Linked DNA regions of Mus musculus: region 2 is linked to region 1. A link is a loop called in an ENCODE intact Hi-C map of the cell type or tissue named here. Cell type or tissue: heart. All regions are shown on one strand. Links, peaks and the distances in the headings refer to the core of each region. The heading gives the core; the rest is flanking DNA.

Evidence for each region. A loop is a pair of places that touch in the nucleus more often than their neighbours do. Peaks named below come from ENCODE experiments on the same cell type or tissue, not always from the same donor. Only the 100,000 strongest peaks of a DNase experiment are listed, where the experiment ranks them.
Region 2: a loop joins it to region 1, with 2.3 times the contacts of the local background. A loop is called at or near these places in 10 of 42 quality-filtered maps.

The regions. Positions count from the first base shown.
Region 1 is chr5:139,350,743-139,359,066 of GRCm38, reverse strand. It overlaps Cyp2w1 (cytochrome P450, family 2, subfamily w, polypeptide 1), which reads right to left and starts at 6,451. Exons shown (of 9, transcript NM_001160265.2): 1 at 6,238-6,451; 2 at 5,065-5,227; 3 at 4,678-4,827; 4 at 4,450-4,607; 5 at 3,340-3,513; 6 at 2,879-3,017; 7 at 2,615-2,799; 8 at 2,320-2,461; 9 at 1-2,221. The coding sequence starts at 6,420. The coding sequence ends at 2,034. In heart, for the core only: CTCF peaks have their summits at 264 (motif pointing right), 3,638 (motif pointing right) and 5,346 (motif pointing right); DNase peaks (open chromatin) are centred at 3,480 and 4,642; H3K27ac peaks cover 487 bases; H3K27me3 peaks cover 5,246 bases.
Region 2 is chr5:139,663,626-139,671,949 of GRCm38, reverse strand. Gm46926 (a long non-coding RNA gene) reads left to right here and starts at 2,738. Exons shown (of 2, transcript XR_001785003.1): 1 at 2,738-3,338. In heart, for the core only: CTCF peaks have their summits at 2,340 (motif pointing right) and 3,215 (motif pointing right); a DNase peak (open chromatin) is centred at 3,219; H3K4me3 peaks cover 324 bases; H3K27me3 peaks cover 7,569 bases.

The sequences.
Region 1 (8,324 bases), core at 242-8,241:
CCTACAGGAATGTTAATAGGCCGAGTCTCTCCAGGGTCTTGTTCAGGTGATGACAGCTGCTCTGATCCAAGGACAGAGGACACAGTCCACCTCCCACTCGCAGCTCCCAGTGATCAGGACATGTGTCACAGGGAGGAGGTGGGCATCCTGGGCCAGCTGGGCTAAAGCCAGGTGCCCTCAGCTGCCTGGAGGCCCACTATCCTGAGCCTGTGAGAGCAGCCATAGTCCTTCATGAGCAGTCCACTCAGATCCAACTGCCACTAGAGGGCAGACCCCACACTCCCAAACCTTAAGCATGTTGTCCTCTGCCTTCCTGCCTGGCAGTTGCCACATGGCAGGAGAGAGGACACACTGGGGCAGCCTCTAGACTTCTAACCTGCCAGCTCACTTGAGTGGAGCAGAGCTGAGCTGACCCCAGGTCTAGTAAAAGTGATGAGATTGACAACAGTGGCGCACGCCTTTAGTCCCAGCACTCGGGAGGCAGAGACAGGCAGAACTCTGAGTTCAAGGCCAGCCTGGTCCACAGAGTGAGTTCTAGGACAGCCAGGGCTACACAGAAAAACCCTGTTTCAAAAAACAAATGGGATAGGCTTGTCTCCGGTCCCTAGCACTTGGGCACAGTAGCCAAATACTGCATTAATGTGGGGAGACAGGCGGCCAGCCAAAGCATGAACCCCTTCCTGGGTCTTGGGGTCTCAGACAATCTGGCTACAAACCCTGTCCTCGACCTTGTCCTATGTCATTTAGACACTCTGTCACTTCATGTTTAGTTACTTTAAAGCACTGGCTGGGGCCAGCACCAACACAGTACACCACCAGAGCCCAAGGGGGACTTACTCATGTCTCTTTAGTCAACAGCGACCTGTCACCACCAACCACCAGACTCTTGGTGCCAGAAGGGACCCAAGTGTTGTATGATCTGGGTCTCACATGTACTCCAACTGGCTCTTGCCACTCATGGTGGCATCTAGGCCTGCCCTTCCGCACTTGGGGAAGCCCTGTACTGACGGTGGCCATATCCGTGGCCACAGGAATGCTTCTGGAGAAGGCACAGCTGGAGTTGGCACGTCACAACAGACATACGCAACAAGGTTATCACCCGCGCATTTCAAAGCCTTGAGTGAGCGCACAGAGAAACAAGGAATACAAACACCACTGAGAAGAGGAGGTGGGGCAGGGGGAGGAGATGGAAGGAACAAGGACCATAGCTAAGGGTTTCCTGGTAGCCAAGTCGAAACAGGAAATGTGGTAGGTTCCTCGCTGTTGGTGAGAACTGGCATCAGGAACCAGGCGAAGGTTCCCGGGGCATCAGCTGGGCGAAGCTCTTTCCCTCCAGCCATTCCTGTTCCAAGTAGCCACATGGCAGAATGCCAGTTGTCACAGCAAAAGAAAGGAACAAAAATGTCGCCTGTGGTCAAGCTCAGCAGCCCCTGGGTCCCCTTGGTACCAGTCAAAGGTGGAGCAATCCCGAACTTTGGGCAGAATCTGCCTAGGTAGGGAGATGGGGTATACGGGGGGGCTATGGAAGGGCTATAGACCAGGCTTCTGGGGATGGGGGAACCCTGTGACCTGGTGGGAAGCCTGGGTATAGCCAAAGATAGGGTGGGCGGGGGGTGCAGTGTGTGTGTGGGGGGGAGAACAATGAAGGGATTGTAGTCTCTACTCTGAGGATTTGGCTGCCTTGGGGACCAGAATAGAAAAGTGTCTGTAGTGTCCGGGGTGTAAAAGCCTGGAAGGTGAGTTAGGGTTCCTGTAAGCACCATATCAGGACAGGGTAGGGCCGCTGCACTGGGCCGATACGCCCTCTGCCCCATGATGCCAGATGAAAGGCCAGCTTCCAACCTCCACATACGGGTAAGCAGCCTTGGCACCACTGTACACTGAGTCATAAGAGCTGTGGTGGTCCAGAGGGACAGTGTGGGACTGTCTGCCTATCATTCATTGCTAGGAATGCTACAACCACCCCAAAACCTGCAGTGCACCCTGGAGGAGAGGTAGGCTAGGCTCTGGTAGTTTTCCAGAATGTGTGCACCCTAAGATCTCGGCACCACACACAAGGTCTGGGCAGGAGGCCGCATGGTGAAAGCTGGGGCAGGCCGTAAATCCAGGTCTGCAGGGCTGAGGCCGGGTGGGGGCAGGAGGCGGTACCGCTGAAGGAGGCCAGCGAACAGCAGGAAGAGCTCTGTCCTGGCCAGGCTCTTCCCAACGCAGACCCGGCGACCTGCAAGAGAAACCCATGTAAGATGCCAGGCCTGCTCCTGGAGGGGAGAGGGCTGAGCAGAAGCTGGTGTAGGCACACCCCGAAGGCTAGCAAGTTACCAGCGGAGAATGGCAGGAAGGCCCCCCGCTTCATAAAGCGCCCCTTCGCGTCCAGAAAGTGGTTTGGGTTGAACTGGCTTGGGGTCTCCCACTGCGTCTTGTCCAGGAGGACTGAAGTGAGCAAAGGAATCACAGGAGTGCCCTGTGAAGCAGAGGGGTCCTGGGTGGGTAGGGGACGAGGGCAGGACACCATCTGGGGGAGCTCCTGCCACCCACCTGCCCCACGGGTGAATATGAGACCCAGGAAGTCCCCCATGCACCCCAAGTCAAAGGGAAGAAGTAAGTGGGGCCCCACCTTGGGGAGCAGGTAGCCACCCAGCTGGATGTCAGCAGCTGTGCAGCGGGGCACATGGGGCAGGAGTGTGATGTACCGCTGGACCTCATGCAACACAGCACTGGTGTAGGGCAGTGCTCGCTGGTGCTCTGGTTGAGGCAGCTGCCCAGGACCCAGCACTCGGTCCAGTTCCTCCTGCACGCGACCTAGGCCAGAGGGTAGCACTGTATGGGTGAAGCCCCATTCCTAACCCCCAAGAGCTCTCTATCATGGGGTGACTCTCACCCTGCACATGTGGGTGCTTAACCATCAGGAAGACGGCCCACTGCAGCGTGGCCGCCGTGGTCTCTGTTCCAGCCATGACCATGTCCAGTGTACAGGCCAGGACATTGGCCTCGCCAAACATGTCCTCAGGGTCATCTTCCTGCAGGGAGGGTGGTCAGAACTGGGCTCGAATCTAGGAGGATCCAACCCCAACCTGTAGCCCCAGCCTAGTTCCAGGACCCAGAGGAGGCTGGGCAGAGATCAGGCTGGGTGGAAAGCACTGGTGTTTACTGGGGGTTCACCCAACATCAGTGCCCACTCCAGGTATTCACAGGGGCCAATCTGATAGAGGAGACTGGGACTCCCAGAGGTCAACAGATGGGGAAGAGCCCTCCATAGTTCCCCTCCTGTGAACTGGGGCCCCCAACACCCCACCACCACCACCACCCCCGTCTCCGATGAAGCCCTGGCCCTGTCCACACCTGGCCCTGCTGAAGCAGAGCTTCTACATAACTCTGCGCGGGACCGCCCGTTGGCAAGGGTGGTCTCCGCGTTTCCAGCAGGGTTCTCAGGATGGTGCGCACCTCCTCGATCTTGCTCAAGACCGGCCTGTGCAACCGCAGGAAGGCCCCCAGCCGGGGGAACGTGTTGAATAGCTGCGTGTGGGCAGGACAGGGGGTAGGGTAGAGGTGAGGCGACAGATGCAGTTACTGTGAGCAAGCCAATCCGTCCATCAGGTGCAGGCTCTGGACAAACGAATCAGGGCAATGCTGCCCCTGGCCACAAGAGGGCACCAGGCCAGCAGAACTGGAGGCTTGTCACCCTCCTGGAAGTCCAGGGAGCAGGAGAACAATCTCAGGGTGTTCAGGAAGGAGCCAGCTGACCTGATGCATTTGGATGGCTCTGTGCAAGATCCAAGTACTCTTTGCTCCCTGGAAACATGTTCCTTTCTATTATCGCTGAAAGAAAGGAGTCATAGCTATGCGGGCTCACAGGTCCTTCGGATGGGCAATGTGTGACTTACAATAGAGTGGGTCTGGTGCCAGTAAGTCTTCAGAATTCCGGGTGCATTAGCAATTACTGGGGAAATGCCTCACATTGCTCTAAATGGTGAGGACCATCTCTACTGCCCAGGCATGGTAGCACACACCTTTAGTTCCAGCATTCAGGAGGCAAAGATGGGTGGATCTGTGTGATCGAAGCCAGCCTGGCCTATATAGACAATTCCGGAACAGCCAGGGCTACATAGAGACACTCTCTATCAAAAGAATAAATAAGTACAAGGAAACATGCCTGGGTGTGAGGGACCCTCGGACTCAGGTCCCACAAACTGTAAAGGTCCTTGCACACACTTCAGCAACTGCACTTATTACTATAGGGGTGTGTGAAAAGGTGGGGTTCTTTGGTCCAAATGCCCCATCTGCCAGAGAGCATAGGGCCTGCTTCATGTGCAGTCTGTCTTTGGCCGATGTCACACATCCGTTGTTTGAAGATTGTTAGGTACCAACCAGCCCTGACCTCAGGGTTTAGAACTGGGCCCAACATTCTAGTTCAGCTGGGGCTCAATTTCCTGTCGGGTGGCAACCTCTCACCTGTATGCCAGGTGACCCCAACAGGACCATGACCTGGTCAATGAGACTCAGCAGGGACACAAACACAGGATCCTGGTAGTCAAAGCGCTGGCCGAAGAGAAGTGTGAAGGTGATGTTGCAGGGTGCCCAACCCAGCAGCGCCAGGGGGAGGGGCTGGCCTGTAGGTCAGGGAGAAAGGCCTCAGGTGGGAATAGATGCTGGGCAGGGGCATCCCGGTCCCCCACTCACCTCCATAGCTATCCAGCTGTCCTTTAAGACAGGCCAGCTCCTGCAGCACCTTGCCCACCATGGATGGCTGTTGCACACCCAGGCTCTGCAGTGTGCGCACCGTGAATTGGCGACCCGCCCTCCAGCGAGCTCCAGAAGAAAAGAAAATGCCTGTCAGGTAGACATGAGCCATGAGTGCCAGCCACGCCCCATCTGATGATGCATGCAGGGAACAGGGGGCCCACTCGGGGTGGGGGGGCAGGCTCAACTCCATGCCCCTCCCATTCGGAGGTTACCCTGGGTCATACTTCTCCTGTCTTGCAATAGGCTGATCCTGTCTCTCCCTAGTACCAATCCAAGAGGCCTAGTCTCCCCCCCATCTGGCAAGGAACCCCAATGCCCACCTACCCCCACCTCGCTGGATGTGCTGGAAGATGGGAATTGGGGGCCGGTCGGCTAGCTCATGCCCGGTTCCAACCAAGGCCTCCCTCACCACCTCATAGCCCGACAGCACCACGGTCTTCTGAGATCCCAGATGGATTGTGAACATGGGCCCGTAGCGTTCTGAGAGCTGGTGGGGACAGACAGGTGTCAGACAGGCAGCCTCCACCCACCCTCTAAGAGTTACATACAGCCGTACTGTATGTAGGCTGGAAGCTTAAGAGCTGGAGAGAACCCCAAGAGCCCCTCCAGTCTCCCCAGGAGGGGGCGCTGTTCAAATGTTCAAACTTCCATCACCCCACTTCAAAGAGAAACCGTTGAAAAAAAATGAGAAAGCTAGAGTGGAATTTGTGGGTCTCACCCAGAGCCATGGCTGGATCTGCCTGATCTCTGCTCCTCAGACTGGGCCCCGAGGTAGGGCCTGAGCCTCTGAACCTAGTGCCGGCAGCCACGTCGGAGTCTAGCCTGACCCACCCTAGGAAAGGTGTGGCAGAGCCACTTCAAGCTAGCTCTGCAGTTGTGTGGACTTCTCTGCAAACAAGAGTCCCCAGACAAAATTCAAGGACCTCCACCCTACTGAGCCAGTTAACCCTGGCCAGTGGCGGTGCAGCCAGCTTACCTTCATGTCTGAGTTCTAGGGAGAAGCCGTACCTAGCTAATACCCTACCCAGACAAGGGCACTGCTGCCCTGCCACATTTCCAACACTTCTAGACACACCTGCCAGTCTCTTCCTCATTGTTCCAGAGCCCACCCTGCTCACCAATCCTGAGCCCTGACCCTTGGCTGCTGTCCTGTCCCATCTATCTATCTATCTATCTATCTATCTATCTATCTATCTACCTACCTACCTACCTACCTACCTACGTATCTATCTATCTATCTATCTATCTATCTATCTATCTATCTATCTATCTATCTATCTATCTTTTATTTGCAATTCTGGGATAGAACCAGGCTCTTGTGAATGCTAAGCAAACACACTACAATGAGCTATCTCCCTAGCCTAGGCCACTCTTGCTTCCAACATCTGCTCTCTGGGACAAGCCTCTGGCATCCTGAATCCCCCCTGGCTTCCCTTGTCAGTGCTGGGACACAGACACCATGTGAGCTGTGAGATGAAATAGGGTCGCCCACCCTACCTCCATCAGTGCCCGGTCTTGTTGGGTCACACCCAGCAAATGCAGGTTCCCCAGGAACGGCAGAGGGCGAGGCCCAGGGGGCCACCGAGGAGCCAGGGAGGGGCTCCGGGTGCAGCCCTGGAGCAGTCCCCACAGCCCCAGAAGTAGCAAGATCCCCCAGACACCCAGGAGCAGCAGAGCCATGTGAACAGCTGGATGGCAAATCCTCAGCTCTCCAGGGGCCCAGTGAGCCCTCTGCCTTATAGCCATCCTCCCCAGGGCGTGCCGGCACCCCACCCACCCCACCACCCCGAGAATGTGGAATGAGCAGTTTGCAGGAGACAGCCCAACAGGAGGCTTAAAGCTACAGGTTATGTGGAATGTGGGGTCTCCTCTGTGGCAGGGGGCCTGGGTTGGGGGCTGAAAGGACCTCTGTCGGCAGTACAGAGCCAAGACGTTTTGGTCACAGGTTATCCAAGCCTGGGCCAGGCGAGGTCAGGCTTCCAAGATACCTACATCCATCCCTCCATGTCTCCTCAGGTTCCAGTGTCACAGTCAGAGCCATGTCTATTCTGTCCCCCACTTTGGGAACCAATAGTTCTCCGTGGCCTCCCGTCAAAGTAGAACTTACGGGACTCTGAGACTAGACCCTCATCCTGAAAGAAAGGATGAGGGTCCCCTGTGTCCTCAGGACCCTAGTGCCCAGCAGGTACACTGAATGCCCTGTGCAGCCATCAAGGACCTCTCTCACCACAAGGACCTCAAAGCTCATAGCCTTCAGAAGCAGTGAGTGTCTGCTGAAGCTGAGGGAGCTCTCACCCCAGCAGCCTGGAGTAAGGGGCACAACCACCCAGACACTGAGGGGCCATCCCATTTAGGAGACCGTGAACAGACCCAGCAGGTGGCTGGGTTTACAGCCCTAGCTGTCTGGGCTCTAATCCTGTCTCTTAAACCCTGGAGGCCTCACTGGGGAGGAGGTGCCTCTGTGAGAAAGGGCTCTGCGGGCGGGTGGCTCTTGGCACCAGAAGTAGCTGGGTTGCTTCCCCGCAGCCTGCCTCAACATGAGGCACCTGGAGTCCTACCCCCCAAGCAGGGCCCCTCACCACGGGGCCTATTCCCTGGGGTGTTATCCACGCCCTGCACAAATGCTGAGCTGAGGAAGGCGCAGAAGCCATCCGCAGTCCTTACAGCCAGGTCTTGTCTGTGGAGAGAAGCCCAGCCTAGACTGCATTCACCCTAGCACCTCTCTTCCCTGCAACAGCGTGAGCCTGGGCTGCGACAGCTCCCTGTCGCTACTGTGGATGTCTGGGTCATGTTTCAACCAACTGCCACCAAGGCCACTTACAGAATATCCAAGCTAGGGCCCCTACCCAGACAGGAAAATCTACATAATCGCTGCAAGAAATCCTTATTGAGCAGTTGCTATGTGCCAGACTTGGCCAGGAGCGAGGGCTATGGAAATCAGAGGCAGAGGGACCAACAGGACTCTGATGTCACAATCCCAGGGGAGGATTGGTGTGGCTCCGTTTGCTTGTATTGGAAAGGAGGAAGTCAAGGCAGATGGTGTGCTGTGGTGTCTGCACGGTAGCTGGTGAGCTGAGATTTGCCTGGCCATCAGGGACAATGAATGGGATGTGGAGGTAGGTGTAGAAAAGCCAGGCAGGGTGGGACAGGAGACTGTCAGGATGATCAGGGCTGGAGTCTGCAGCCCCTCCGGGAGCAGGCACGAACTCCCATGCCAGCATGAGAGTCCCCATGGCTTCAGCGAAGACCCCAGAGTTGCCTGGGTGAGTTAAGTGTTCTGGTGTCCAGGCATCTCTGGACAACTTCCCCCGCAGTGTCCATGCTTCTGCATGGCTGGCTGGTGTGGCCCAAATCCTCCTGCTTCTGCCTCCCAGGGCTGGGATCGCAGGCAACACCACTCAGCTACCTTGGGAGTTATTTTGGGGAAGGAATTTTGCTGTTTGTTGTTATGGTGGTGGTGGTCTTGATACAGGGTCTTGTGTAGCTCATGCTGGCTTTGAACTCCTGCTCCTCCAGCCTCTCCTTCCCTAGGGCTTAGATTACTAGTATGCACCATGAACAGTTGAAAAGGTCTGTGTGTGTGT
Region 2 (8,324 bases), core at 187-8,186, 310 kb before region 1:
CCAACCTCCCTAATAAGTAAATACGTGGACTAGAATATTTTAAAAAGTTGAGCGTGGCATCTTGAGTCTGTCATCCCAGCCCCTAGTGGGTGGAGACGGACAAATCCTGGGACTTGATGCCCAGCCAGTTAGTGGAAACCACGAGCTCCTTGTCTAAGTAGAGACCAAGACGGAGAGGAGTTGAGAAAGAGCCCAGCTTCAGCCTCTGACCTCCAAATTTCACCTGCAGACACAAGCACGCTCGCGCGCACACGCACACACACACACACACACACACAGAAGCAAGAGATGAGAAGTGTCCTCCAGAGGTGCCTCAGTCTTCTGGGCAGTTCGGTGACTTGAAAGAAGTTTGTTTACTTGTTTTCTTTTGTACTGTTAGGGATGGAACCCAGGGCCTCGTACATACCAGTAAAATGCTGTCCTGCTTGGTCACACCCCCAGCCCCTCACTGGGCAGAGTGGCCTCCATTCAGTGACTACCTCACTGCGGCCCTCCTGCAGGTCTCCTCCTGCTCTGGGGAGGACTCAGGCACTGGCCTCACCCCACCCCACCCCTCACTGTCCTTTTGTCCTCCAGGGGTGAAAGCACTGTTCTTCCTCATTCATCTGCATTCTTTGAGCTGAGTATCACAATAATCACGGACTCCATGCTACAGCAGAGGTCAGCACTGTCAGGGACAAACTGTCAATCATTTCTCTATCCCTTTGTTCCTCCATCCATCTATGAGATGTCTTTCATTCTCTATCTATCTATCTATCTATCTATCTATCTATCTATCTATCTATCTATCTATCCATCCACCTATCTACTTGTCTATCATCAACTATCTATTGAGCTCTATACTCATAACCCACCTATTGATCTACCTGCCTGATTTTAATCTGTAATGTTCATAGTGGTGAGGATGATACCCTGCTGCTGCCTCAACACTCAGCAGACCGAGGCAGAAAGGTTAAGAATTCAAGGCCTGTCTGGGCTAATGAGTGAACTCAAGGTCAGTTTAGACAACTTAGGGAAAGCCTGTCTCATAAGACTAAAAGTACAGCTCAGTAGTAGAGCCCCTGCCTAGAATCCCCCAGTGAGTGGCATGGGTGTGGCTTAGTGGTAGAGCCCCTGCCTAGAATCCCCCAGTGAGGGGCTGGGGTGTGGCTCAGTGGTAGAGCCCCTGTCTAGACTCCCCCAGTGAGGGGCTGGGGTGTGGCTCAGTGCTAGAGCCCCTGCCTAGACTCCCCCAGTGAGGGGCTGGGGTGTGGCTCAGTGGTAGAGCCCCTGCCTAGAATCCCCCAGTGAGGGGCTGGGGTATGGCTCAGTGGTAGAGCCCCTGTCTAGAATCCCCCAGTGAGGGGCATGGGTGTGGTTTAGTGGTAGAGCCCCTGTCTAGACTCCCCCAGGGAGGGGCTGGGGTGTGGCTCAGTGGTAGAGCCCCTGTCTAGACTCCCCCAGTGAGGGGCTGGGGTGTGGCTCAGTGGTAGAGCCCCTGCCTAGAATCCCCCAGTGAGGGGCTGGGATGTGGCTCACTGGTAGAGCCCCTGCCTAGACTCCCCAGTGAGGGGCTGGGGCGTGACCAAGCAGGGTAGCATTTTACTAGTACATACAAAGCCCTGGGTTCCATCCCTAGCACTACAAAAGAAAACAAATAAACAAACTTTCAAGTTTAAGTTACCAAACTGCCCAGGAACAGAGCGAGGCACCTCTGGAGGCAGTGAGCTCTCTATAAGTGGGAACTCTCAGTAAGAGGCCAATGTCACCTCCTAAATCCTTGCTGGGATTCGGTGCCTTTGTACCTCAGGCTGCGCAAGGCTGGGCAGTGCATAACCTGGCTCTGCAGGTCCCCAAGCCTGGGCTGCAGCCATGGCCCTGCCAATATGCCATCCTGGTATAAAACAGATACACTCATATGCAGGCTCTGATATCACAGCAGGGCCTGCTCACCCCATGTTGGTCACACAGTGGTCCCTGATGACCCCCTGGGCTCAGCCACAGGCAGGCTTAGACAAGGACTGGACTGGTAAACATCTGTGTAGGTCACCAGGGGGAAGCAGACACCTTCCTCTAACACTTCCATGTCCACCTGGTCCTCTGTGCTTCGGGACCTTCCCATTGCCCTTGGGGCTCTCTGTCCCTCCTCCCTGCTGGCTGCAGTCTCTGTCAGTGCATCCCAGAGGCTAGTACAGATGGGCAGGAGGTGCGGATGGGCAGGTGCTGGCACCCATCGTTGTCCAGGCTTCCTCGTTCCTCCCACCTCTGGGATATGGCTACCTGTTCTCAGCACACCAGGACCCCTTCTTCCTCAACACAAGGATGGTTCTCAGACAAAAGCAGGGAGGGGTCCAGGAGGATGACCACTGGAGGGCGCTCAAGCCCCTGTGCCCAGGGTAACCTCATCCTAACTGCTTGGCTCTCTACGTCCTGCCTCATCAAGTCGGTCCAGCATTCCTCTGCCTGAGCGACCCACAGATGAAGCCTCTGAGTTAGGGCTCCTCAGTAGCAATCATACTCCGAGCTGTGGGAGTCAAACAGGGTGAATCATGCAGTTGCCAGAGGCCTCAGTTGCCCATTTCTAAGATGGGACTAAAAGCCGACGAAGACTTGGAAGAGCAGACAGCCTGTGAGTGAAGTACTCGCTAATTCACACGCTCATGGTCCCGGTACTCCCCGAAACCCTGAGGGACAGGGCCAGCTAGGGGCCAGGTGGGAGCAGGCCAGCCACGGTGGCCCTGTGATTACTGATTGTCACATTTCTGTAGTGGGCCCCATCATTGTTGGGCTGGAGTCCCAAGAAGGCATGGTCTAGGTGGGCCTGAAGTCCTATTCGTAGGTGAAGTCTAGGTGAATAGACTCTGAAGTGAGGAGAGTCACTGATGGATGGGGGCTTTGGTGAACAGTCATTATGGGAAGGGGTCCACAGTGGGAGGGGCTCTTCGGGACGGATGGGTCTGCTTTGGTCAGGATCCCTGATAAGCGGGGCTGTTGATGGGCAGGGTCATTGATGGGAAAGTGTCTAAATGGAAGAATTCATTGATAGGGCTATTGGTATTAAGGGCTACTTGGTGGGTGGGGGTCACTGATGATCAGAGGTCCTCAGTGGGTGATTGTTCTGCCGGGTTACTTGTGAAGGAGTCATTGTTGGTTTGGGGTCACTCGTGGTCAGGGCCTCAGCTGACCTCCTCTGGGGGGAATCTTGGCGCGGTCTGGGGTCTGCGCTCCTATCTGACGTCGGCAGGGGGCGCCCCTTGCGCGTCGCTGCGTCTGGTCTGCTCACGGAGACTCCACCCGGGCTATAGAGGAGCCACAAGGGCACTTGCGTCGGCCTGGAGGCGCTGCGGGGCTGCAGACCGGTGCGTACTTAGGCGTCCCTGGGGAGGGTTCCTTCTATTTGCAAGCCAGCACTAGGTCCCTGCGCCTGATTTCTACTCCAGCTTCGTTCGGTACAACTGGACATCCCTTTGGAACAAACACACCGGGCAGGGCGGAGAGGCTCAGAGAAAGGGGAATCTGGGTTTTTGGTTGAGCAAGGCAAGGGGCGAAACTTATACAAGGCTAGATGTGCCCTAATTCAGTTTCCCCATCTGTGGAATGGGATGTGGCATGATCTGCCTAGGCGAGGACAAAGGAGGTGGCTTAGCTGGGTCTGGGATCTGAGGACGCCCGAGGCTGTGAATTCTTGGTCAAGTTCTCTTTCTGAGTCCTGGAAGGAATAGCTTTGGGAGAGACTGACTCTTTTCTGCCTGGATTTGCCAACACCCACCTCCCCCTGAGGAGGAAGGCCAACAACTCAATCCATACAGAGATCGACGACCCTCTTCCTGGAAGGGAAATACATTCTTCAGAGGAAATCCTGGTCACAGTAAAGTGGTTGAGCACCACTGACTGACCGTCCTCTCCCAACATGGGGGGACAACCTTTTCTGCAGAGGTGTCAGGAGCCTTTAGAGGACCCACAACGCATGTTATTCTGGACCACTTTCCAGATGGGGAAATTGAGTCAAGTTAGTTGTGGCACCCTGTTAGAAAGCCTTCCCACACCACCACAGCCGCGGGGGGGGGGGGGGCGGGAAGAGGCGGGAAGAGGCCTGCTCACCCCCTCCCCTGTTCTACATGCTCAGTGACCTCTGTGTTGGGGCACATGGCATCATGATTTACGAGCAACTGAATGGTGTTTGTGTCTCCTTGGAAAGCAATCTGGGCTGGGCTCTTTGATGGTGGACTCCAGGTCTGGGAACCTTCCTTGGACGATGATTCGAAAACCACGCCTTGCCTCCTGCACAAAGATGTTCAGCACAGTGTTTATAACCATGGAAAATTGCAGCTACCAGTGGTGTGTCCCCAGAGCCCTTGGGGACCCATACGTCTTGAGCTGGTGTCAACACTGAGACTTTTTTTAAAAAAATACTGGGGTGTATAGAGAGAAGGTACAGGGTTAAATTGGGGTGCTGTGGAGAACCCACTCAGGGAGGCCCGATCAGCCTCCCCCACCACCACCAGTCTTTACCCCGTGAGCGTGTGCTTTGCTGATCGTAGGAGAACGCCAACATCATTTAAATGGAAAATTATTGAAAGCCCCTCTTGTATACTGCAGTATTTATGAGCGAGATGATACGGAGGCTGGGATTTGTTTTAAAACTAACTCCAGATGTGTTACTGCACTACTAGGGCAATTAACAAGGAAGTTTGTGCACACACACACACACACACACACACACACACCACTGTGTGGTGGTGGGTCTGGATGGGGGAGGGGCAGGGAGAAGAGGTAGTAGTGTCCCCTCCGTGGCCCCACCTGGAGATAGACATCCTGAGTTTTAGTCTTGTTCTGCATTGTGGTCAATTAGCTCCATTATCTGGGATGAAATGGGGAAAAGGGCTCATGGCAAAACCTTCCTTAAGGTTGGAAGGGCAGGCCAACAAGGCAGGGCCAGGTCTATAGGATACACCAGGCTTCCTGGTCAAGTGTCAGGACCAAGCTATGGTCCCAGGCTTAGCCCCAGAACCTGGGACAGAAGGGGGGAACAGTCAGGAAGAAAATGAGAACGTTTCTCTGCTCTCTAGCCCAGCACCTGTGGGTGTCCCCAGTGGGCAGGTGCCAGGCAGAGCCAGGAGACTCTGCTATGGCTCAGCTCCCCAGAGGCCATTGCAGCTTGTTTATTCTTCTCCGCTCCCCAGGGAGGCTTACTTTGTTGAGTGCGTGGTGACTGATGCTGAGTTTGTGCTTAGGGGACAATGAGGAACTTCCTGGTTAAGTGGAATGACACCCATGGAGGCTACATGTGAAATAGGGAAGTCTGGCTTCCTTCCTCCAGGCTGATTAGGCCCAAGCTTTGGAGCCAGGCATCCAGGCACATGTGAGATGGGGGCAGGTGGAAGTTACAAACTATGCCTGGGGTGGTGTGAATGCTTTGGGCTGTCTGATGATCCAGGAGGACACTGTCCCATCTCACTGCTACCTCTCTGAGCTCCAATTATGAGTGAACGCGGCTGGGGGGGGGGGCACGTCTTACTCCTCGAAGCCTGTAGCATCTGACATGGAGCCTTAGACTACTAATCTTTGTGCCTTTTCGCTGAAGCTGGGAACAGATCTTGCCTGCATGTGGTGGACACTTGGGAGAACTCTGTGCAGCTAACATAAAAGCTGTGACTCCCCATCCTCTGTTGGATACCCCCACCCTGGCATTCGCATCTCTAGCTGCTGGCTTGTGGAATTCACCACCCCAGAGCCTCTTCAGGCCTTTGTCACTGGGAATGCTTCCTTCCCTTGGTCTTTGAGCTCTTCCTCATCTGTTACCTCCTTGGGGTGGGACGTTCAGCTGGTCATAGCAGGCTCCCATCCTTGCATCTCCTCACACTCTTCTTGCTCTGTGACTTGTACCTGTTCCTATGGAAGAGTGGAGACATGCACACACACACACACACACACACACACACACACACACTCACCCACTCACACAGTCACACATTCTCACACACTCACACATACTCACACACAATCTCACACACAAACTCACGAATACACACTCACACACTCACAATTTCACACATTCACATACACACTCACATATTCACACTCACACATACACACTCTCACACTCACAGACACACTCTAACACATACTTACACACTTATATAGTCACACACACTAACACACTCACACATATACTCACTAACACACACACACACACACACACACACACACACACAGAAAGCTTGCACTGGCTTTTCCCTGGACGCACAGAGCTCTGCCACCCACCATGCTGTGAGGAACCCCCTGCAAGCCAAGAGCAGGTGCCACAGGCAGACATCCAAACTGACAGCCTTATGAGGACCCAAGTCAATTCCCAGGATGTGGGGGAAAACACCAGCAGGTGATCTGCCCCCTGGCTGTCCAGGCTTGTAACTGAGACTCCTGTAGTGTGGTGCAGAGAGGACCCACCCACTCTGTGCTTGACTAACGATGCTGTTTGGTTTGGTGTGACAGCCAGCAGTATATGACAGGAACGCATTTTCCTACTGGTCTTTCCCAATATTTGTATTTCCTTATATGGCTGTGGCCTGCACATGTCCTTATGGGCTCTGGAAGACTCCGAAGATGCTAGAGACCCTGGTGCATGCTGGAGGGACAGGATGACTCTGAGTTCACAGAGGTTTCCATGGGACAGGCTGGGTAGGGTTGGCCACCACAGTGCTCAAACTGAGGTCCAGATCCTCTCTATTACTTAATCACTGGCTCAAGGAGGCAGGTTTGGCCCATTAGCTGAGATGACTGAAGCCAGTTACCATGCTAGGACCTGTTGGGGATTCCATCAGTCCCCATAAGGAGTTCTAGGACGGGTTGGAGCCTGTCTGGGCTGGTGGATGCTCTCTTGTCTCATCTGCTCTATAGCTGGACAGAGCTGAGGCATAGACCCACCCCTGGGTGGAAGATGAAGCAGATGGCACAGAAATCAAAAGTGGTTAGAGTTGGGGCTGATGGGTAGGTCTGCCATTTCAGGTCTCCTGAGGATGAATGTTAGAAGTTCAAGGCCTGCCTAGATAACTTAGTAAGAACCTATCTGTCACACACACACACACATACACACACACACACACACACACACACACACACACACACACACACACACAAGCAGAAAGAGGGCTTGAGTTGAGGTCAGTGGTGGAATACTTGCCTAGAATATTCTGTAGATGCCGGAGGGGGTGGCACACATCAGGAGAGTATCTGTCACTGTCTACCCCCCCCCCCCAGCCACCATGAGAAGCGGAGGACATGGCTCAGTGATAGATTGTTTGCATAGCATGTATCAAGCTTTGGGTTCACTTTCCAGTACTTAAGCAACAGCAGAGAAGCCCACCGTGGTTAGGCAGCTGAGGGGAAACGCTGGGGCAGAGCACCAACCCCATAGGACGCTGGCCAGAGTGAGGACATGGCAGGAGGGGCTTCCTGCCCATCTTCTTCTGGGACCTGGACGCTCAATGCATGGTTTCACCCAGCTCCTGCCCGTGGACTGGTCCTTCTGCAGCCCAGCCTGGGAAGAGTTAAGTGCCGGCTGCCCCCAGCCACAGTCTGTCTGATCCCCGAATCCTCTTTTAATTATTTTGTTCTGCTGATGGCAACACCTCCTGCCCACCCGCACCTGCTCTGCTTGGTATGCACTGCTGGGGCCCTGTGAATATCTTGCCCAGGAAAACAATAAATGAGGCCTAACTTCCTGCCCAGAGGGGCCCTGGTGTGTTGGCCTGGCCAGGACACCCTTGTATATACCAATCCCTGGCAACTGAGCTCAGTGATAGGGGGTCAGAGGTAAGAGCTAGGTGTACGTGCAGGGGGGCAGGGAACAGAAGGAGGGAGGAGTCCTAGGAGTCAAGCCCATTTTACAGATGCAAGAACTGAGGCCAAGAGGGGAACAAAATCAATGTTAACTACCTTCAGCACCAAGGAAACTGGGTAACCATCTGGAGGTGTCCTGCCCAGAAATGAGCACACGTGTTTACAGTACCCATAGGAACGGGCAGCAGCTCAGCTGTATTTTGCATCCTTCCTGCAGACTCCCTTGGATTGCAGATGGGGCACTCAGCTGTCCACCCAACTCCAACTCCACCTCCACCTGGGTTCTAACTCTCACAGGCCAGCCTCACCCTCTGCCACCAGGACCATACCCAAAGAGTCAGAGTCCTCCAATTGGGTGATTGCAGGGTGATCTGTGGGTTTTCATCCTGCATCCCTACAGTTGGGGATCCCCCCCCTTCTCTTTCTTTTTTTTTTTAAAGATTTATTTATTTATTATATGTAAGTACACTGTAGTTGTCTTCAGATACACCAGAAGAGGGCATCAG